Regions from separate parts of the Homo sapiens genome. Here region 2 is linked to region 1. A link is an interaction called in ENCODE POLR2A ChIA-PET data of the cell type or tissue named here. Cell type or tissue: A673. All regions are shown on one strand. Each heading gives the region's core, and the rest is flanking DNA. Links, peaks and the distances in the headings are about the cores only.

Evidence for each region. Peaks named below come from ENCODE experiments on the same cell type or tissue, not always from the same donor. Only the 100,000 strongest peaks of a DNase experiment are listed, where the experiment ranks them.
Region 2: POLR2A ChIA-PET joins it to region 1 with 9 read pairs; 2 of 35 experiments call an interaction of 5 or more read pairs at or near these places.

The regions. Positions count from the first base shown.
Region 1 is chr12:47,590,646-47,600,718 of GRCh38, reverse strand. No RefSeq gene overlaps it. Among named protein-coding and RNA genes, the nearest start is that of RPAP3, 110 kb to the left of the region's middle. In A673, for the core only: no CTCF peak of the experiment used is centred there; no DNase peak of the experiment used is centred there.
Region 2 is chr12:45,633,635-45,643,707 of GRCh38, reverse strand. No RefSeq gene overlaps it. Among named protein-coding and RNA genes, the nearest start is that of LINC00938, 89 kb to the left of the region's middle. RefSeq lists a silencer at 8,828-9,122. In A673, for the core only: no CTCF peak of the experiment used is centred there; a DNase peak (open chromatin) is centred at 5,117.

The sequences.
Region 1 (10,073 bases), core at 2,639-7,638:
TGCCATCGAATCCCTAGACCCCATCCAGTTTCAGCACTTGTGCCTGTATTGTCCTTTAGTGCAAAAGGATCACGTTGAGCATCACACACTGCATTTAGAGTCCAGTTTCTTTAGTCTTCTAACATCTGGATCAGTTCTTCAGTCTTCACTTTCATGACACTTTGAAGATTTTGAAGATTACAGGCCAGTTATGTTGAAGAGTTTCCTATTTCCTCATGATTACATTTGGGCTGTACATTTTTGGCAGGAATATCACAGAAATGATGTGTGTTCTTATTGCACCTTATCAGGTGGTGCATAATTTTGGGTTGTTCTATTACTGATCATGTTGAGCTTGATCACTTGGAGGAGTCCTCCTCCACTGGAGTTAAGCTTTTTCTCCTTTGTAATTAATATACATTTGCAGGAAGGTGCTTTTACGCCATGTAAATACAGTATCTTGTTCCTCAACAAACTTTTTATTGATTAATTAATGAATATCATGATTTCCTATTGTATTCATGGGTTATAATGTCACTATCTGATCTAGTTTGGATACTTGTCCCCACCCAAATCTCATGTTGAACTGTAATCCCCAGTGTTGGAGGTGGGGCCTGGCGGGAGGTGTTTGGGCCATGGGAGTGGATTCCTCATGAATGGCTTGGACCATCCCCTTGGTGATAAGTGAGCTCTCACTCTCAGTTCACGTGGGATCTGGTCATTTAAAAGTGTGTGGCATTTCCCCTGCCCATCTTTCACTTGCTTTCATCACCATGGGATATGCCTGTTTGTCCTTCACCTTCCACCAGGATTGAAAGCTCCCTGAGGATTCACCAAAGGCTGAGCAGATGCCAGCACCATGTATCTTGTGATATTAGATAGAAAGCAGAGGAATCAGGCTAAACTCTGTTTTTGAAATATGTGCATATATATAGAAATAAATGTAGATGTAAATTTATGTACACACAAACACATATAGATATTCATCTGTCCACTGAGACAGCATGAGTGCAGTGACACCCCAATAGTAATGAGCATACCTATCACTTAAATCTTAGTTTCTAAACACCATTCTCCACTAAAAGGAACCAGGTGTCTTTGTAGAAATGACTGATTCCAGGGCTAAGGCAGAGGAAGTACAGCATTAGTTTAGAGCATCTTGTACCAAAAAAATAAGGAAGTACTCCAAGAATAATGAAATCATCTCAAAAGGACAGAACTCAAAAGCATCATCTCAAAAGCTTGCAGAACTGTGAGCCAATCGAACCTCTTTTCTTTATAAATTACCCAGTCTCAGGTATTTATAGCAATGCAAGAACGGCCAAATCACACTATCGTTATTTATTTTGAGGCCCAAATTATCTTAGATTTGACTATGAGAGCCCTTTCAAGCTGGCTTTTGTGTCCTTTTGAGATGATTTCATTATTCTTGGAGTACTTCCTTATTTTTTTTGGTACAAGATGCTCTAAACTAATGTTGTACTTCCTCTGCCTTAGCCCTGGAATCAGTCATTTCTACAAAGACACCTGGTTCCTTTTAGTGGAGAATGGTGTTTAGAAACTAAGATTTAAGTGATAGGTGTGCTCATTACTATTGGGGTGTCACTGCACTCATGCTGTCTCAGTGGACAGATGAATATCTATATGTGTTTGTGTGTATATAAATTTACATCTACATTTATTTCTATATATATGCACATATTTTGAAAACAGAGTTTAGCCTGATTCCTCTGCTTTCTATCTAATATCACAAGATTCATTCTAGTTTTCTCCCTTTCCATATTAGTAACTCCATTCTTGGATACTGAGAAACCTGTCTCCCATTTTCCTTACTATATTTAAGTTATTTGCTCAACCCACCTGTATGTAGCCAATCTTCCATCACTGTTTCTGCCCTCTTCCCATGCAGATACTCTCCTTACTCCTCCTGTGTTCTGATACTTGCACCAGGTGGAAACACTGTGTGGAAGCTTTCTTCATCCCACCCCAGCTCTGACAACTTCTGCTGAGCCACCCCCATTTGTGGACATCCCCCTTACCCAGCTTGGGCTCTGGCCCCTGCTGTGGAGAACCACAGTTCCCTCTACTCTCTGCCATAGCCACCTGCTTTAGTCTGACCTGCTTATGGGCATTAGGACTGAATTGTTCAGGAAGGGAAGGGAGAGGAGAGGAAGAGAAGGAATATGAAAAAGTGTAAAAATGTTAACTTTTTAATGATATTATAAGATGGAGGAGACGGAAACAAGACTTGATAATTTTGATTGTTTTGACTAAGTAAATCTTTTAATATTCAAAAAGAAGTCCCTAAAATGGAAAATAAATAAATCTAATAATAGATCAAATTGACAACAAACATAGCAAGAAAATAATTATTTCAAATCCTTTAGAAGACAATAACTGTACATGCTTAGTGGGATATATTCTTGGGACAAGAGATCTTAAATTCAGGAGCTTAAAGCAAGTTATATTGGAATTTTTTATTTTGAAACTATTTGATGTATATTGCAAGATAAGAAAATAAGTACTATGTTCATGTTGTTAACCACTAAAATTTTTAGGATAAGAGAAAAGCAATGTAAGTATAAAAACAAAAAATGTTAAAACCCCCATGTTATTAAATTTGTATTGGAAATTTCAATATGAATACATAATTTAAAAATATATACATATGGCCAGGCATGGTGGCTCATGCCTGTAATCCCAGCACTTTGGGAGGCCAAGGCGGGTAGATCATGAGGTCAGGAGATCGAGACCATCCTGGCTAACACGGTGAAACCCCATCTCTACTAAAAATACAAAAAATTAGCCAGATGTGGTGGTGGGAGCCTGTAGTCCCAGCTACTTGGAAGGCTGAGGCAGGAGAATGGCATGAACCAGGAGGCAGAGCTTGCAGTGAGCCGAGATCACACCACTGCACTCCAGACTGGGTGACAGCAAGACTCTGTCTCAAAAAAAAAAAAAAAAAAAAAAAAAAAATATATATATATATATATATATATATATATATACACATATATATACCTACACATGTATACATAGATATCCCCCTTCACCTCTGTTCATTGAAAGGGAGGGCCTAGAAACATTGACAACCCAACAGAGGTAAGTACTCCTAGCACTTAGATTTTGATGACTAAATACCATTCCCCATTAAAAGAAACCAGGGTCTTTAGAGTAATGGCTGATTTTGAGTGTGGGCGAGGGATTGTACAAGGTGAGCCTGGGACATCTTGCTTTGTGCCAGAAAAAGAGCCAGTTTATTAAGAGCTCTTAATGGTTAAAGATGGAACTATTTGAGCTTCAAAAAAATGACTGCAATGGAATGAAACACACTGAATGTATAAAAATCTGCAAGTCTGTAAAATGATATTCAGAAAAGAGAAAACCAGAGAACAAAGGAAAACAAAATATCATTTGTCACCTACTCCTTATTCTGAAAAATGATAATTCAAAGTTAATGATTATTTACCTTGCCTTTTCAGTAGAAGCAGTTAATGAGACAAATTTCTCTCCTTCTCTTTTACTCTCTCTCTCTCTCTTTTTTTTTTTTATGTAACAGAGTCTCACTCTGTCACCAAGACTGGAGTGCAGTGGTGTGATCTCGGCTCACTGCAACCTTCACCTCCCAGGTTCAAGTGATTCTCCTGCCTCAGTCTCCTGAGTAGCTGGGACTACAGGCGTGTGCCACCATGCCTGGCTAATTTTTCTATTTTTAGTAGAGATGGGGTTTCACTATCTTGGTCAGGCTGGTCTTGAACTCCTGACCTTGTGATCCGCCTGCCTTGGCCTCCCAAAGTTCTGCGATTACAGGCATGAGCCACTGCACCCAGCCCCAGTCTCTCTCTCTCTCTCTTAAAGACTGCCAGCTAATAAGTATAGAAGGAATGGAAGAAATCACCATTTTGCAACCCTTAATGAAGTAATTGATTGAGATAAGAATCATTCAGTGGATGATGAAACCATTAGGTGACAGATAAGTGGAGACTTGGAAACACTAGTGCTGCTGAAGTATTACTCCATAGATTATTTGATGGTTGAAAAAAAATGAAACTTTACAATGGAGGGCTGAAGCTGTCTCTGGCTTACTGATAATGGGTCAATTAAATATGACACACCTCACAATGTGTTGCAATATTACACAGCATCAGTAGTGATGTCTTATCTAAAATGTAAATTTACAATCTCTAGATTTAAGTGTAAGGAATGCATGGGTTAGTGGAATAAATTAAATGACACTACAAATTCAGCAGTTGGACAAAATCTGAAAGTAGCTTATTAGTCTTTTCTCGCATTGCTATAAGGAAATACATGAGACTGGGTAATTTATAAAGAAAAGAGGTTTAATTGGCTCACAGTTCTGCAGGCTGTACAGGAAGTATGGCAGCATCAGCTTTTGGGGAGGCCACAGGGAACTTAGAATCATGGCAGAAGGCAGAGGGAGAGCCAACCCTTCACATGGTTGGAGCAGGAGGAAGAGAGCGAGAAGCGGGAGGTGCCATAAACTTTTAAATAACCAGATCGTGTGAGGACTCTATCAGGAGAACAACACCAACTTTAGCATCAGGATGGTGCTAAACTATTCGTGAAGGACCTGCCTCCATGATCCAATCACCTCCCACCAGGCCCCACCTCCAACACTGGGGATTACGATTTGACATGAAATTTGGGCAGGGACAAATATCCAAACTATATCAGCTATTCTGAGGGACATCTGGCCTGGTCTCTTCACCAAGTTGATGTTATGTCAAATAAAGGGTACAGGGAGTTGGGAGAGCACTCATAAAGGTTACAAGTGATTTAAGAGATATAACAACCAAATGTAATACATGGACTTTGATTGGATCTTGGTAAGAATAAACTAGGAATAACACTTTTTTGTAAAGCTATTGGCAAGGTTTAAATATGAGTCAGGTATTAGATGAGGATAATAAATAATTGTTAATTTTGTTAGCTCTACAATGGTATTGATTTTAGTAAGGAAAATGTTCTTATTTTCATGGTGTCTATATAATTTGTGCAAAATACTTTAGCAAAAAAGTTGAGGCAAACATGGTAAAAATGTTAACTGGCAATCTAGGTAGTGGATATATGAGTGGTCATTAGACACTTCTCCATCTTTCTTTTCTTTTTTTTTTTTTTTTGAGACGGAGTTTTGCTCTTGTTGCCCAGGCCGGAGTGCAATGGTGCCATCTTGGCTCACTGCAACCTCTGCCTCCTGGGTTCAAGCAATTCTCCTGCCTCAGCCTCCCAAGTAGCTGGGATTACAGGCATGCGCCACCACGCCCAGCTAATTTTGCATTTTTAGTAGAGACCGGGTTTCTCTATGTTGGTCAGGCTGGTCTTGAACTCCTGACCTCAGGTGATTCGCCTGCCTTGGCCTCCCAAAGTGCTGGGATTACAGGCAGGAGCCACTGTGCCTGGCTTTTTTTTTTTTTTTTAGACAGAGTCCCGCTATTGTCGCCCAGGCTGGAGTGCAATGGCACGATCTCAGCTCACTACAACCTCCACCTCCCGGGTCCCAGCAATTCTTCTGCCTCAGCCTCCAGAGTAGCTAGGATTACAGGCGCCTGCCGCCATGCCCAGCTAATTTTTGTATTTTTAGTAGAGACGGGGTTTCACCATGTTGACTAGGCTTGAACTCCTGACCTCAGGTGATCCACCTTCCTCAGCCTCCCAAAGTGCTGGGATTACAGGTATGAGCCACTGCGTCGGGCCAACAATTCTCCATCTTTCTATGTGTTTGAAAATATTCATAATACAAAATTAAAAATAATTCTGGCTCCTAGGCCCCTTGACTTACCGAATGAGACTGAGTCCTACCAGGTGTATTCATTTTATCAAGTATCTCTAGCAGGAAATGAATAAATTAATGTCTTAACATTTTTAAAAAATAGACTTTATTTGTTAGAGCAGTTTTAGTTCACAACAAAATTGAGAGGACATTACAGAGATTTCCCATATACCCATAACACACATGTACAACCTTCTCCATGGTCAACATTTCTGCACCAGAGTGGCACATTTGTTACAATCCATGATGTAACATGAACTGAGACATCATTATCACCCAAAGTACTTAGTTTCCATTAGGGCTCACTCTTGATGTATATCCTGTGGGTTTTGACAATATCTAATGATGAATGTCTTTTTCTTCTGTGTGATCTTCAACAATGTTCAACAAATATGTACTGGGTGTCTGCTATGTGCCAAGCACTTTTCTGAGTGCTTAAGAGTCAGCAGTGAACAAAAGAGATGCAGGGGATCTTAAACCCATGGAGCTTGGCACCCTGCCTTGCCCATAGTGGGCCCCTTTAATAAAACAAAAATACCTTAAAAGTTGTTAAAAATAACAAACACAGAAAACTGCATTAAATACATGAGCAGCTTAGTGAATTTTTAGAAAGTAACCTCCTTCCCTGTAATCCTCCCCCTAGACCTAGTACCCTGCCAGCCAGTCAAGAGTCTCCCATGTACCACCCACCCCCACCCCAGCACAAGCCCCCCCTTCAAGAGTATATCGTGTAGAATGCCATTGCAGGGAGCAGAGACAAAGTTTAGAACTCTGCCCTTAAAATTCTTCTATCTACTGTACCCCCCAAAAGTGAGATCTTAAATTTTTTTCTTTGGTTCAGAAGGTTTTCAGCCTCAGACTTTCACTAAACTGAGTACAACTCAGACATGCATTATTAGCCATGACATTTTCACTTTATAATATCAAGTAAATGGAGCTGCTTGGGGGCACACTCATTCCTGATTCACAGCTAATTCTGCGGACATAATGTCACAACGAATCTCCCAGACACATAATTCTGTCATGGTGGGATAAAGAAATTAAAACATAATTTAAAATACCTCAGTACCAGCTTCAAATGAGTAAAGTTAAGGCCCTGAGAGACTGTCTGCAGAAGCTTCATTATGTTGTAGTTGTGTTGAAAGGTGACCCAAGGCATTGCTTGTTACCTGGGCTGGTGGATCAAATGGGAAATAAGCTTTTCTATCTTTTTAAAAAACTTCAATATTATCCTCCATTATATGATTTTTTTTTCTACCTTCAGACTTAGGTCTTTTCAGACCCAGAACTGAAATACTGTAGAAATGGATAATGTGTTCTCTGCCTGTGTATTCTCAGAGTGGCCAAACCTTGGTACCAACACAAGGATTGAAATGTAAAGCTTCATGCATTTTATTTGAAAGTCTCAAAGCTCTAACACTTGCAATTTTTGTTGGGGGAGGGTAGGGCTACAACTTTATTAAAAGAAAAGTGCAATGAGATTTGTTGAAAGCTCAAAAGAAAGGGAAAACTTAGACACCTCCCCTCAAGTACAGAAACAAGTGCCAAGTGGACCTTTGGGGATGTCATAGTCAGATGGTGTGCTCATCTTCCAGTTGTTTCTGGCAAAGATCAACCTCTGCTGGTCAGGGAGAAGGCCATCCTTGTCTTGAATCTTTGCCTTGACATTCTCAATGGTGTCACTGGGCTTGACCTCAAGGGTAATGGTCTTACCTGTCAAGGTGTTCACAAAGTTCTGCATTGTCAATGGCAATGGCAGCAGTGCACAAGAACAACGGCTCAACTCCCAGCTTCGATGGAACTCTGGTAATTTTCAATGCACAATAATATGATGCCATCCAAGCTGTTGTGTGCATTAAATAAAATAATAAATATACAGCACAGTTTGGAGCACACCACAGGAGTGAAGAAAGAATTTGGGAGGCAGCTGAAGTTGGCTGGAAGGGGTCTAGACTGGGTGGGAAATGAGCTTTTTCTTCTAGCGTCTCCACTTCTTAACTTGATGGCTTCGGCCCATCTTGACTTGGTGAAGCCTTAGTCTCTTCATGGGTAAATGGGGGAAGACACCAGTTTCTCACAGGGATTCTGTGCCAGGTAATGGTGACACCTACATGTGACCTAATGCCACTGTGCCTCCACAGCTCACATATATTCTCCAAGTCTACCTTCTCATGTGACTGATGAGCAAATACAAAATGTAGGATACGTCAGCTTTTTTAAAAGGGAGGCGGCCAGGCACATTGGCTCATGCCTGTAATCCCAGCACTTTGGGAGGCTGAAGAGGGTAGATCGCCTGAGGTCAGGAGTTCGAGACCAGCCTGGCCAACATAGTGAAACCTTGTCTCTACTAAAAATACAACAACAACAACAAAAAATAGCCGCTGTGGTGGCAGGCACCTGTAATTCCAGCTACTCGGGAGGCTGAGGCAGGAGAATTGCTTGAACCTGGGAGACGGAGGTTGCAGTGAGCTGAGTTCGTGCCATTGCACTCCAGGCTGGGCAATAAGAGCAAAACTCCATCTCAAATAAATACATAAATTAAATTAAATAAAAATAAAAGGGATGCATTTTTGCCATTTCCTCTCTCTCTCTCTCAAGACAGGAGGCATCCCGATTGCATCCAGGTCCTCATTTCATAATTTTAATCCTTTTCAAGTTACTTAATCTCTCTAAACCTTAATTTCCTCACACATAAAATGGGGATTAAATTAATACCTTTCCACTGGATTGTAGTGAGGATTAAATGAAATCATGCATCTTTATTTTTCTTGGTGGTGATGAGTCTGGAATGTCACATAAGGTCTTGAATCCGAGGCACAGCTGTGCTGAAAGGACACCCACCTCCTGCCTCCCAGCGTGAGGCTGAGATGTGTTTCTTGAAGGCAGCAGCTGAGGCTACAGGATGACAGATATGGCTCGAGGCATGGGATTGGAACTCACTCTACAGCCCAGGCTCTGCTCAGCAAGACCCTGGAAATAGCAGCACTGGTGGGGACAGCACAATTGTATTGTCCTTCCCTGTCTATCTTTCACTTCCTCTCTCGGGCAGTAAATGTCTCTCAGCTATTCCTGCTTACCATCTTCCTGGGGGTTTAGAGCTTGACACTTGAAGTTTTAATGAGGAATAATAGCCACATTTGGCCTTTTTCTCCATGTACAAAGCTTTACATTTGTTTGCTTTCTGGAACAAAAACAAAAGTGTGTCATGTTGTCAGTCTTGGGCTGGACATGAAATAAAAGAGTCAAATTGAGATGGAATGTCAGCAAGAAGGTTTAGTTTTGGCTGTGGGGTTTCCAAGCGTGAGCTTCCTGGCCCCTGTGACACTGGAAAGAGTGGCTCCTCCCAGAAGGAGCTAACAGCACAGGCTATTTCTCTCTGGAAGTTTCTCAAATAGTCTGTTGCATCTAAAAGCTATTTGGCCACGTTCCTAATTTGAATTCTGTCTACAATTGTTTCTCCCTGTGGTGCTCATTTGAATGCAGGCTGTGTGCCCAACGAGTAGAGGCTATTAGGCTGCTCCAAGGGGCACCAGGAGACCCTCATGTCCCTGAATATCTTCCCTGCCCATCGTACTAAAGTTCTGTCATTAGCCATTATCTGCAGAAGTTCAATGTTGAAATGCTGTGGGGGTGGGGATGGGGGGTGCGGGGTGTTCCATCCCATTGACTCAGTTCCCTGCCTTGGATTGGTTGCAGCTGGGCTCCAGCAAATTCCTTCCTGAGGCTCAGAGGCATCAGGGCCCCTGTGGCCTTAGCGCACTCTTTTGCACACTGCTCCCAGTTCTCCCTTCCTTTTCCTCCTTGCTCATGTGTATTTCATTAAATGCCTAATCTGACAACTGTTTTTTTTTCCCCCCTGAAAAAAGTGTAAGTACTTTTCTCTTTGTGAAATACATTTTATGGATGAATTGCTTTCTTTTTTATTGTAAACATCACTGGAATGTCACATGTGTTGAAAAGTACAAGAGCTTTCTTCTCTCTTCTGTCCCTGGGAATGAATATTCCCAGCAGACAGCAGACTTCTCTTCTAAATTCTCTCTGCTTTGGCAAAAACAAGTAAATAAACAAACATCTTTTTTCAACTAGTCGTGTGATGTATGAGCAATCCTCATTGAAAATGAGACACAAAAATTTCTTTTCCTTCCTTACAAATATGGTAAGTCACTTTGAAACTATCATTTCTTCTCTTCCTTCCTTTTTCTAGTGAAATTAGAATGAGTTTCTAATAATAAAGTTTATTTATATATTTCTGATTATTGGTAACTAAAGTGTTTATATATACACTCATGTGAACTCATAGGTA
Region 2 (10,073 bases), core at 2,651-7,650, 2.0 Mb after region 1:
GCAGCAAAACCAACAAAAGTACCTAGGCATAAATAATAAGAAATGACCAAAACATATATGAATAAAACACTCCTGAAAGACACAAAAATAGATATGAACAGATAGTAGGCCGTAAGTTTAGATAGGAAGACTCAATATTATAAAGATATCTAGGCCGGGCGCGATGGCTCACACCTGTAATCCCAGCACTTTGGGAGGCCGAGGCGGGTGGATCACGAGGTCAGGAGATCGAGACCATCCTGGCTAACACGGTGAAGCCCCGTCTCTACTAAAAATACAAAAAAAAAATTAGCTGGGTGTGGTGGCGGGCGCCTGTAGTCCCAGCTACTCCGGAGTCTGAGGCAGGACAATGGCGTGAACCCGAGAGGCGGAGCTTGCAGTGAGCCGAGATCGCACCACTGCACTCCAGCCTGGGCGGTAGAGCGAGACTCAGTCTCACAAAAAAAAAAAAAAAAAAAGATATCTATTGTGATAAATATTATCAGTTTTTTTTCTTGAAGCTAAACAAATTGATTATATGTTTCATTTGGAAAAGCAACTAAACAGAAATAGCCTGGAAAACTCTAAAAAAGGAAAACAATGAGAGGGAGGCTTGATCTTAAACCAGATGTTAAAACATTACAAAGTCTCTATAATTAGAAGAAAATTGTATTGGCAAGTGAATGAACAGACAACTGATGGAACCAAATAGAATATCCAGAAATAAACCTAACTGCACATGGAAATTCAGACCATGATAAAAGCAGCATCTGAAATCAGTGGGGAAAAATGGACTTTTAAATAAGCAGTGTTGGCACAAATGGATAGGCGTATGAAAACGATAAAAATGGATTTATTCTGTGTAGTATATACCAGTATAAATCCTGAATGGGTTAGAAACAAAACTGTACAAATACTAGAAGAAAACATGGGTGAATTCCTTTACCATATGTGAGTGAAAATTTCCAAAAACTAAGAGAAAAGTTTGATAACTTTGGTTTAATTTTTTAAAATTCTGCATGGCAAAAACCCCTAAAAGCAAAGTAAAAATACAAATGATGCTGAGTGCAATGGTTCACACCTGTAATCCCAGCACTTTGGGAGGCCAAGGCAGGTGGATCCTTTGAGCCTAGGAGTTAGAGATCAGCCTAGGTAACATAGGGAGACCCCGTCTCTACAAAAAATAAATAAAATAAAAAAATAGCCGGGTGTAGTGGCACATGCCTGTGGTTCCAGCTGGTTGTGAGGCTGAGGCAGAAGGATCTCTTGAGCCCAGGATGTCAAGGCTGCAGTGAGCTATGATGACTCCACTGTACTCCAGCCTAGGTGACAGAGCAAGACCCTGTCTTGAGAAACTAACAAACAAAAAATGCAAATGACACCTGGAGAAATATTTGCAATTTCTCTCACAGAAAAAGGATTAATATCTATCCCTAATATCTAAAGAACTTCTACAAATTAAGAAGCAAGACAAACAACCTTATGAAACTGGACAAGAAATATGCACACAATTCACAGGAAAAGAAACACAAATGCCACTTGTGATACAAAAAGATGCTCAATCTTGTTTATCATTAGAGAGATGAAAATTAAAACTACATTAAAATACCATCTCTCACCTCTCAGACTGGCAAAAATCTAAGAGTTTAACAGTTGGATTCTGTTGGCAAGGCTTTGAAGAAACTGGTACTTCCATACCTTATTGACAGGAGTACAGCTCTGGTGAAGGGAGATTGTCCATATCTATCAATATTACATATGCATTTTTGCTTTGACCCAGCAATCCCACTTACAGGAATCTTTCCCAAAGATTCACTGGGAAAAATATGGAATGACATGTACAAAGCAATTCATGATAACACCATTTATAACAGCAAAATGGAAAACAACCTAAATGTCCAGCCATGAGAGACGAATTGAAACAAAATATGGTATATTCACACAATGGATGACCATGCAGGGGTTAAAAGAAATGAAGAAATCTCCATATCTTGCTATCCTGCTATGTATAGCATTAGGTGAAAAATTTAAGGGCAGAATAGTGTCTATAATATGCTACCTTTTACCTAATAAAGGAATATAAATATAAATACATATTTATATTTGCATATATTAATACAATAATGGAATGATAAACAAAAAACTAGTGAAAATGGTTATTTGGTAGAGAGTGAGGAGGGAGGTAACTGAGTGGCAGGGATAAAAATTGATACTAGACTTTTCTAAACATACTTTGATAAGTGTACTTAGTTTGACCTTGGAACCATGTGAATGTTTTTACCCAATTTTAAAATAAAATTAGATAAAAATAAAGACAACAACAACAAATAATGCAATCTCTAAGAACTGGAAACCAAATGAGCCAAAATAAAACAAATGTATTTTATATTTGTGAATTTGTGTCTTAGGCACACATGTGACTTTAAGACACAACGAATTTTGGAAATGCATTCTTAGTGAAATATATTCTAAGGACACAACTGGAAATAAATCTTAAACTGTACTTAGATATCATATTGTTAGTTTTTATATTGGCATTGTTATTTTGAAATCATAATATGTATATAATGGGATGGAGTAAATAAATAATTATGTCATGTCACTGGGAACCAAGATTTTCAGGATAAAGAGATACATATATAAAAATTAAAGAAGTTAAGTTAAAACACTATACTCTGGAAATATGATAAGAACTCATGATTTTTTTCTCTGAAAAAAAGGAAAACAACAAAGCAGGCCAGGCATGGTGGCTCATGCCTGCAATCCTTGCGCTTTGGGAAGCTGAGGCAGAAGTTCATTTGAGCCCAAGAGTTTGAGATCAGCCTGGGCAACATCATGAGACTCTATCTCCACAAAAAGCTAAAAATTAGCTGGGCATGGTGGCACATGTTTGTAGTCCCAGCAAATTGGGAGGCTGAGGCGGGAGGATCACTTGAGCCCAGGAGGTCGAGGTTGCAGCAAGCTGGGATCTTGCCACTGCACTTCAGCCTGAGTGATACAGTGAGACCCTGTCTCAAAACAACAACAACAAACAAAAACAAACAAACAAACAAAACACAAAGCAACGGCCAGGTGTTGTGGCTCATGTCCGAAATCCCAGTACTTTGAGAGGCAGAGTCAGGCAGATCACATGAGGCCAGGTGTTCGAGACCAGCCTGGCCAACATGGCGAAACCCCATCTCTACTAAAAATACAAAAATTAGCTGGGCATGGCAGTGTGCAACTGTAATCCCAGCTACTTGGGAGGCTGAGGCATGAGAATCGCTTGAACCTGGGAGGCGGAAGTTGCAGTGAGCCGAGATTGCACCACTGTACTCCAGCCTGGGTGACAGAGCAAGACTCTGTCTCAAAAACAAAACAGAACAAAACACAAAGTGATATAGTTTGGGTCTGTGTCCCCACCCAAATCTCATCTTGAATTGTAGCTCCCATAATTCTTACATGCTGTGGGAGGGAACTGGTGGGAGATAACTGAATCATGGGGGCAGTTTCCCCCATACTGTTCTTGTGATAGTGAATAAGTCTCACGAGATCTGATGATTTTAAAAATGGGAGGCTCCCTGCACAAGCTCTCTTCTCTTGTCTGCTGCCATGTGAGATGTCCCTTTCACCTTCTACCATGATTGTGAGGCCTCCCCAGCCATGTGGAACTGTAAGTCCATTAAACCTCTTTTTTCTGTAAATTGCCCAGTCTCGGGTATGTCTTTATCAGCTGCATGAAAATGGACTAATACACAAAGCAACAACAAAACTTATTTTCTAACTGTGGATATTGAAAAGGCCTAGAAACAATGATGTTTCAGTAGCAATTAATATCCCTGCCTCCTGGATTGTGGTTTCTAACTACCATTTCCTAAGGCTCCTGGCAGAAATTGCTGATTCCAGGTCTGAAGCAGGAAATATACAAGATAATTCCAGAAAATCATGTGATAACAGAAAGCAAATAAGCTAATAAAGATGACTGAGGTTTTATTAAAAGGACTCAGGATCCAACTTGAGACTCCCACTGGCCAGAGATGGGACAAATTGAGCATCAAAAAGAATACTGAGGTTGGGTATGGTGGCTCAGGCCTATAATCCCAACAGTTTGGGAGGCCGATATGGGAGGATTGCTTGAGTCCAGGAGTTCAAGACCAGGCTGGGCAACATAGGGAGACCCCATCTCTACAAAAAATTAAAAAATTAGTTGAACATGGTGGCATATGCCCGTAGCCCCAGCTACTGAAGTGGGAGGATTGCTTCTGTCTAGGAGGTTGAGGCACAGTGAGCACTGATCACACCACTGCACTCCAGCCTGGGCAATAGAGTCAGACTTTGTCTCAAAAAAAAAAAAAAAGAAGAAAAAGAATGCAATGCAATGAGTTGAAAATAAATATATGAAAAAATCCATGTTTACAAATAAAACAAGCAGAAGAGTAATTGGTAAACTTTGAAAGTTGCTAAGCAGCCGGGCACGGTGTCTCATGCCTGTAATCCCAGCACTTTGGGAGGCCGAGGTGGGCAGATCACTTGAGGTCAGGAGTTCAAGACCAGCTTGGCCAACATGGTGAAACGCTGTCTCTACTAAAAATACAAAAATTAGCCGGGTGTGGTGGTGGGTGCCTATAATCCCAGCTACTCAGGAGGCTGAGGCATGAGAATTGTTTGAGCCCAGGAGGCAGACGTTGCAGTGAACTGAGGTCATGCCACTGTACCCCAGCCTGGGCACCAGAGTGAAACTCCATCTCAAAAAAAAAAAAAAAAAAAAAAAAGAGAGAAAAAATAAAAAGTTGCTTAGGCATCAGCCCATTATTCTGAAAACCAATTAATAAGGGAAAGAATAAAACATTTTTCCTGACTTCTTGAACAAACTTTAGAGTTATCAAATAGTTCTGATGAAAAAAGTAATCTTTATAGAAGAATTCCAACTAATGAGTACTGAGAGAATGACAGAATTAGAAAAATCTCTTTTTTGGATCCCATAAGAAAATAATGGAGGTAGATTATCAATGGCCCTCTAAGGCTGCTAGAACTGCTGGGTGAGAAGTTGATGGAGAACTTTATAATGGATAGATCAGGCTGACAATGCCTGCCTGCATTCAGACATCAATCTTAACATCAGAAAAAGAGTGGCACAGCAAGTGCTTCCTGTCATGATACAATAGAAAGTACACAGTGTTGCCTAGGAAATATCATTACCAAAAAACTGGAACATGAATCTAATCAACGCTTTAGACTTAGCTACCAAGGATAGGAAATAGAACATGTTAAATGACACCATAAGAATGCAATCAGCCAATCCAGAATGTGGAAATTTAATGAACCAAACAACTTGGTTTTTTCAACAATAAAAGATAAACAGGGGGTTGGGTGACAAAGAATTGTTATCAGTTAATAGAGAATTAGGAAACCAAGACACCAAATGCAATCTGTGGACTTTCTTTGAATCCCTATCCAAACAACCCAATTGTAAAAAGACATTTATGATGCAAGTGGAAATGTTTTTTTCTTATGGTAACATATATGTAAGATAAGTTTGCCATATTAACCATTTTAAGCATATAGTTCAGTAGTGTTAAGTTCATTCACATTTTTGTGCAATCAATATCCAGAACGGTTTTTATTTTGCAAAACTGAAACTGTATACACATAAAAAAAAAAAAGCACTATCCTTTCCCCATTCCTCTTAACCCCTCCTACTGGCAACTGCCATTCTATTTTTTATGTTTGTGAATTTGACTACTGTTAAGTACTTCATATGAATGGAATCAAACAGCTCTTTGTCCTTTTGCGAATGACTTATTTCACTTAGCTAATGTCTTCAAGTTTCATCCATGCTGTAGCATATGTTAGAATTTCCTTCCTTTTAGAAGCTGAGTAATATTCTATGGTATGTATATACCACATTTTGTTTATTCATTCATCTGTCCATGAACCCTTGGATTGCTTCCACCTTTTGGCTATTGTGAAAAATGCTGTATGAATATGGGTGTACAAATATCTGTTGAGTCTCTGCTTTGAATTTTTTTGGCTGTATATTCTGAAGGGGAATTGCTGGATCATATAGTAGCCTATTTTGAATTTTTGGAGGGATCACCATACTGTTTTCCACAGTGGCAGTACAATTTTACATTTCCACCAGCAATGTGGGTTTCAATTTCTCCACATCCTCACCAACACTAATTATCTGGGTTTTTTGTTCGTTTGTTTGTTTGTTTGTTTATAATGGCCATCCTAATGGGTGTTGGTTAGTATCTAATTGTGGTTTTTATTTGTATTTCCCTGGTGACTAGTGATGTTGAACATCATTTAACGTGCTTATTGGTTTTTGTACATCTTCTTTGGAAAAAGGTCTCTTCAAGTCCTTTGCCCATTTTAAAATTGGGTTTCTTTGTTGTTGAGTTGTGCAAGTTCATTATATATTTTGGATATTAACTCCTTATTAGATATGTAATTTACAAATATTTTATGACATTTCATGAGTTGCCTTTTCACTTGGTTGATAGTATCCTTTGATGTACAAAAGGTTTACATTTTGATGAACTCCAGTTGATCTTTCTTTTGCTGTCATATCTAAGAAATCAATGCCAAATCTAATGTCATGAAGATACATATCTATGATTTTTTCTAAGATATTTATAGTGTAGCTGTTAGATTTTTTATCTATTTTGAATTTTTTTTTTTTGCATACAGTCTTAGGTGAGGGCCCAATTTCATTCTTTTTCATGTTTTCCCAGCACCATCTGTTGAAAACCATGTCTTTTCTACATTGGATGGTCTTGTCATCTTTGTTAAAAATCATTTGACAGTATATTCAAGGGTTTATTTCTAAGCTCTTAATTACATACCTGCAATTAGAAAATTTTAAACAATGGGTGTTGGATAGTAGATGCTATGAAGAAAGTTGTGGTAATTTTGTTAGGTTTGATCATAGTTTTGTGAATATGTTATAAAAGGATGTCCAATTATTAGATAAAAAGAATTTGGGAGTAAAATGCTATAATGTCTGGAAATTACTCAAAAATACCCCAGCTGGGTGGGGAGAGGGCAACTGTACATGTGTGGGTAGAAATGAAACATGATTTGCCAAATACTGGTAATTGTTGAAGCCAGATGATGGATACATGGGTGTCTATTATTTTGTTCTTCCTTTTTTTGTGTATGTTTGGGATTTTTCAAAATAAAAAGCTAGAAATTATGCAAGATAAATAGTTAAAATATCATCCTACAACAAATGTCTAATAGGCATCTCAAACCTAACATGTCTCTGTCCTTGCCCTCCAAACATATTTGTCAACTAATATTTATAATCTTAGTTAATAGACTTTTGTCACATGGTTGCTCAGGCCAAAACTGTGAAACCATCTGAATTAAGCTGTTCTTGTGTTGCTATAAAGAAATACCCGAGATTGGGTAATTTATAAGGAAAAGATGTTTAGTTGGCTCAAGTTTCTGCAGGCTGTACAGGAAGCATGGCACCGGCATCTGCTTGGCTTCTGGGGAGGACTCAGGGAACTTTTACTCACGGTGGAAGAGAAAGTGGGAGCCAGTGTGTCACATGGTGAGAGCAGGAGCAAGAGAGAGAGAGAGAGAGTGAGGGGGAGGTGCCACACACTTAACCAGAGCTCGGGAGAACTCACTCACTATCACGAGGACAGCACCAAGCCAGAAAGGATCTGCCCCCATGATCCAATCACCTCCCACATGACCCCACCTCCAACAATGGGTATTTCATCTCAACATGAGATTTAGAGGGGACACATACCTAAACTATATCAGCATCAATGATTTCCTTCATGCCCCACAATAAACCTATCAATCAATTCCTCTTAACTCAACACTCCAAACCACCTCTCAACATATTTTTGGTGCCTCCCCGGTTCAAGTCACCATCATCTCTCATTTGGACAACTTCTATAGCTCCTAAGTTTCTCTTTGCTACCACCTTTCCCATACCTCAGCCCCATACAAGCTATTCTCCACATAGTTGCTGGAGTAATCTTTTAACATATTAAATTGGCTTAGATCTGATCCCTGCTTAAAACCCTCCAATGTGTTTCCTTCACAGTAAGGACAAAATCCAGACTCCTACAAGGCCCTCTGTGAGCTGCCCCTGCCTAGGCCTTTCTCGCTTTCTGGCTCTTCATCCTGACATGTTTAGCCCTGAGAAGCAAGGCTCAGCTCAGTCAGGTCTCAGCCCTGGGCTGTTTCTTCAGAGAAGCCTTTCTTGACCACGCTATCAAAAGCTGTCAGTACCACCCACCTCCTACCAATGCAATTACCCATCTATTGTTCTTTCAAGGCACTTATTTTCTGAAGTTTTATTTACCTCTCTGGTCTCTTGTTAATCGTCCGCCACAGCTCACTAGAATGTAAGCTCTAGAAGAGTTGAGATCTTGTCTTATTTACTTCTGATTCACCTGCACCTACAAGGCCTAGAACAGTGCCTGGTATATGAACAGGTGCTCAGTAAATTTGTGTTGCATGGATAAACTTGTTTCCAAGAGATTTCCAGCAGCGTGTGAAATGAATTCTGGCTGTCCTCAGAGAGGAACCTAACCTACTATTGCAGCAGTTTAGGTGAAAGTTTATAGGGACTATTTCAGGCCCCACTCAAATGCAGAATTGAAAGATACACACGAGGAAGATTCAACAGATATGAGCAACTGATGGCACAAAACAGGGAAAGGGAGGAGGAGGAGAAAAGAGATTCTGACCCAAAATTATATGGCTGGGGTGTGATAGTACTATCACTAACAACAAATGGAAATAGGAAGATGAGGGGGATTATGGGTTCTGTTTTTGACATATTAGGACAGGATACTAGCAGGGAATTCGAAATGAAGAATGTGACCCAGGAGAGAGGGTCACCTCTGGAGATGCGCTTTGGGGACTGTCTGCATCAAATTGCTAATTAAACCCATGGGGTGCTAGGAAACTGCTAAAGGCAAGAGCCCAGAGAGAAAAGGGCCTGACAGACTGAGGAGGCAAGTCTGGAGAAGGGCTGCTCAGGGAGGGGCTGGTCCAGCATCCAGCGCCGCCCCAGGGCTGCTGAGCACAAGGCGGGTCAGGGGCATGGGAGGTTGTCTTTGAGTCACTTCATTCTCTGCTTTTCAAAACTCAAGCTTTTCTCTACTGTAAAAGTTGTTGATGTTTTCTTTCTAGTCCATCAGCCTACAGAAACTTTACCTAAACAAACAAACGAAAAAACTCAGCTTTTTTCTACCTCTCTAGTTCATGTCACATTCTAATGATCACTTTTCCTTGGGTTTTCCCCTTCTCTCAAGTTGAGTCTTTTTCATAGTTTCATTCTGTCTATTTGTCTTTTGGTGATCTGTCCACTATAAAATAGGTATATGCCCTCCTGACTTGCAGGAAAAACATGTTTTCTTTCTTTTATTTTTAAATGGCACAAGTGATAAATAAATTCATTGTACTAAAATTTTAAACAATTCAGAGACATAGGAGTAAAAAGTTATTGTCCTCAGTATCAACTAACTCCCTCCAGATCTGTGTGTGTGTTTGTGTTTGTGTGTGTGTGTGTGTGTGTGTGTGTGTATAATTAAGAGAGAGAGAGAGATGGAGAAATTTAGGTCACAGACTCACGTGTGCAGGAAATATAAGTGCATTTTTCTACAATTGAATTTAATTCATATTTTGAGTCCCATTATGCTAAATGATGGGGAAAGAAATCTCAGACAATTCAGAGTTGTCCCAGTCAGTTCCTAGGTAAAGACTTCAAAACCCTAATCAGCATCAAACTCTTTTGCTTCTCTTCTGACACTCCCCCTATTTCAAAACTTTGGACTGTTTAATCTGGGAGTAGGGTGACCAACTGCCATGGTTTTCCTGAGACTGAGAGATTTCCCAGGATGTGAGGTTTTCATTGCTAGAACTGGGAAAACTTGGAGCAAATAGGCACAAGTTGGTCTGCTGATCTGGGAATGGGAGCGGGGATGAGAGGGAGCAGGGTAGAAACTGGCACTGATTGAGCAAGGATTCCTCAAAACCTGTTGTTTCTGGCAAAACCTTTAAACTCTGAACCTTTCAGGGATTAGATTTTTTTTCAAAACTCACAAGAAAGAATTGAATCCTATTTTCAGTTTCTATTTCAT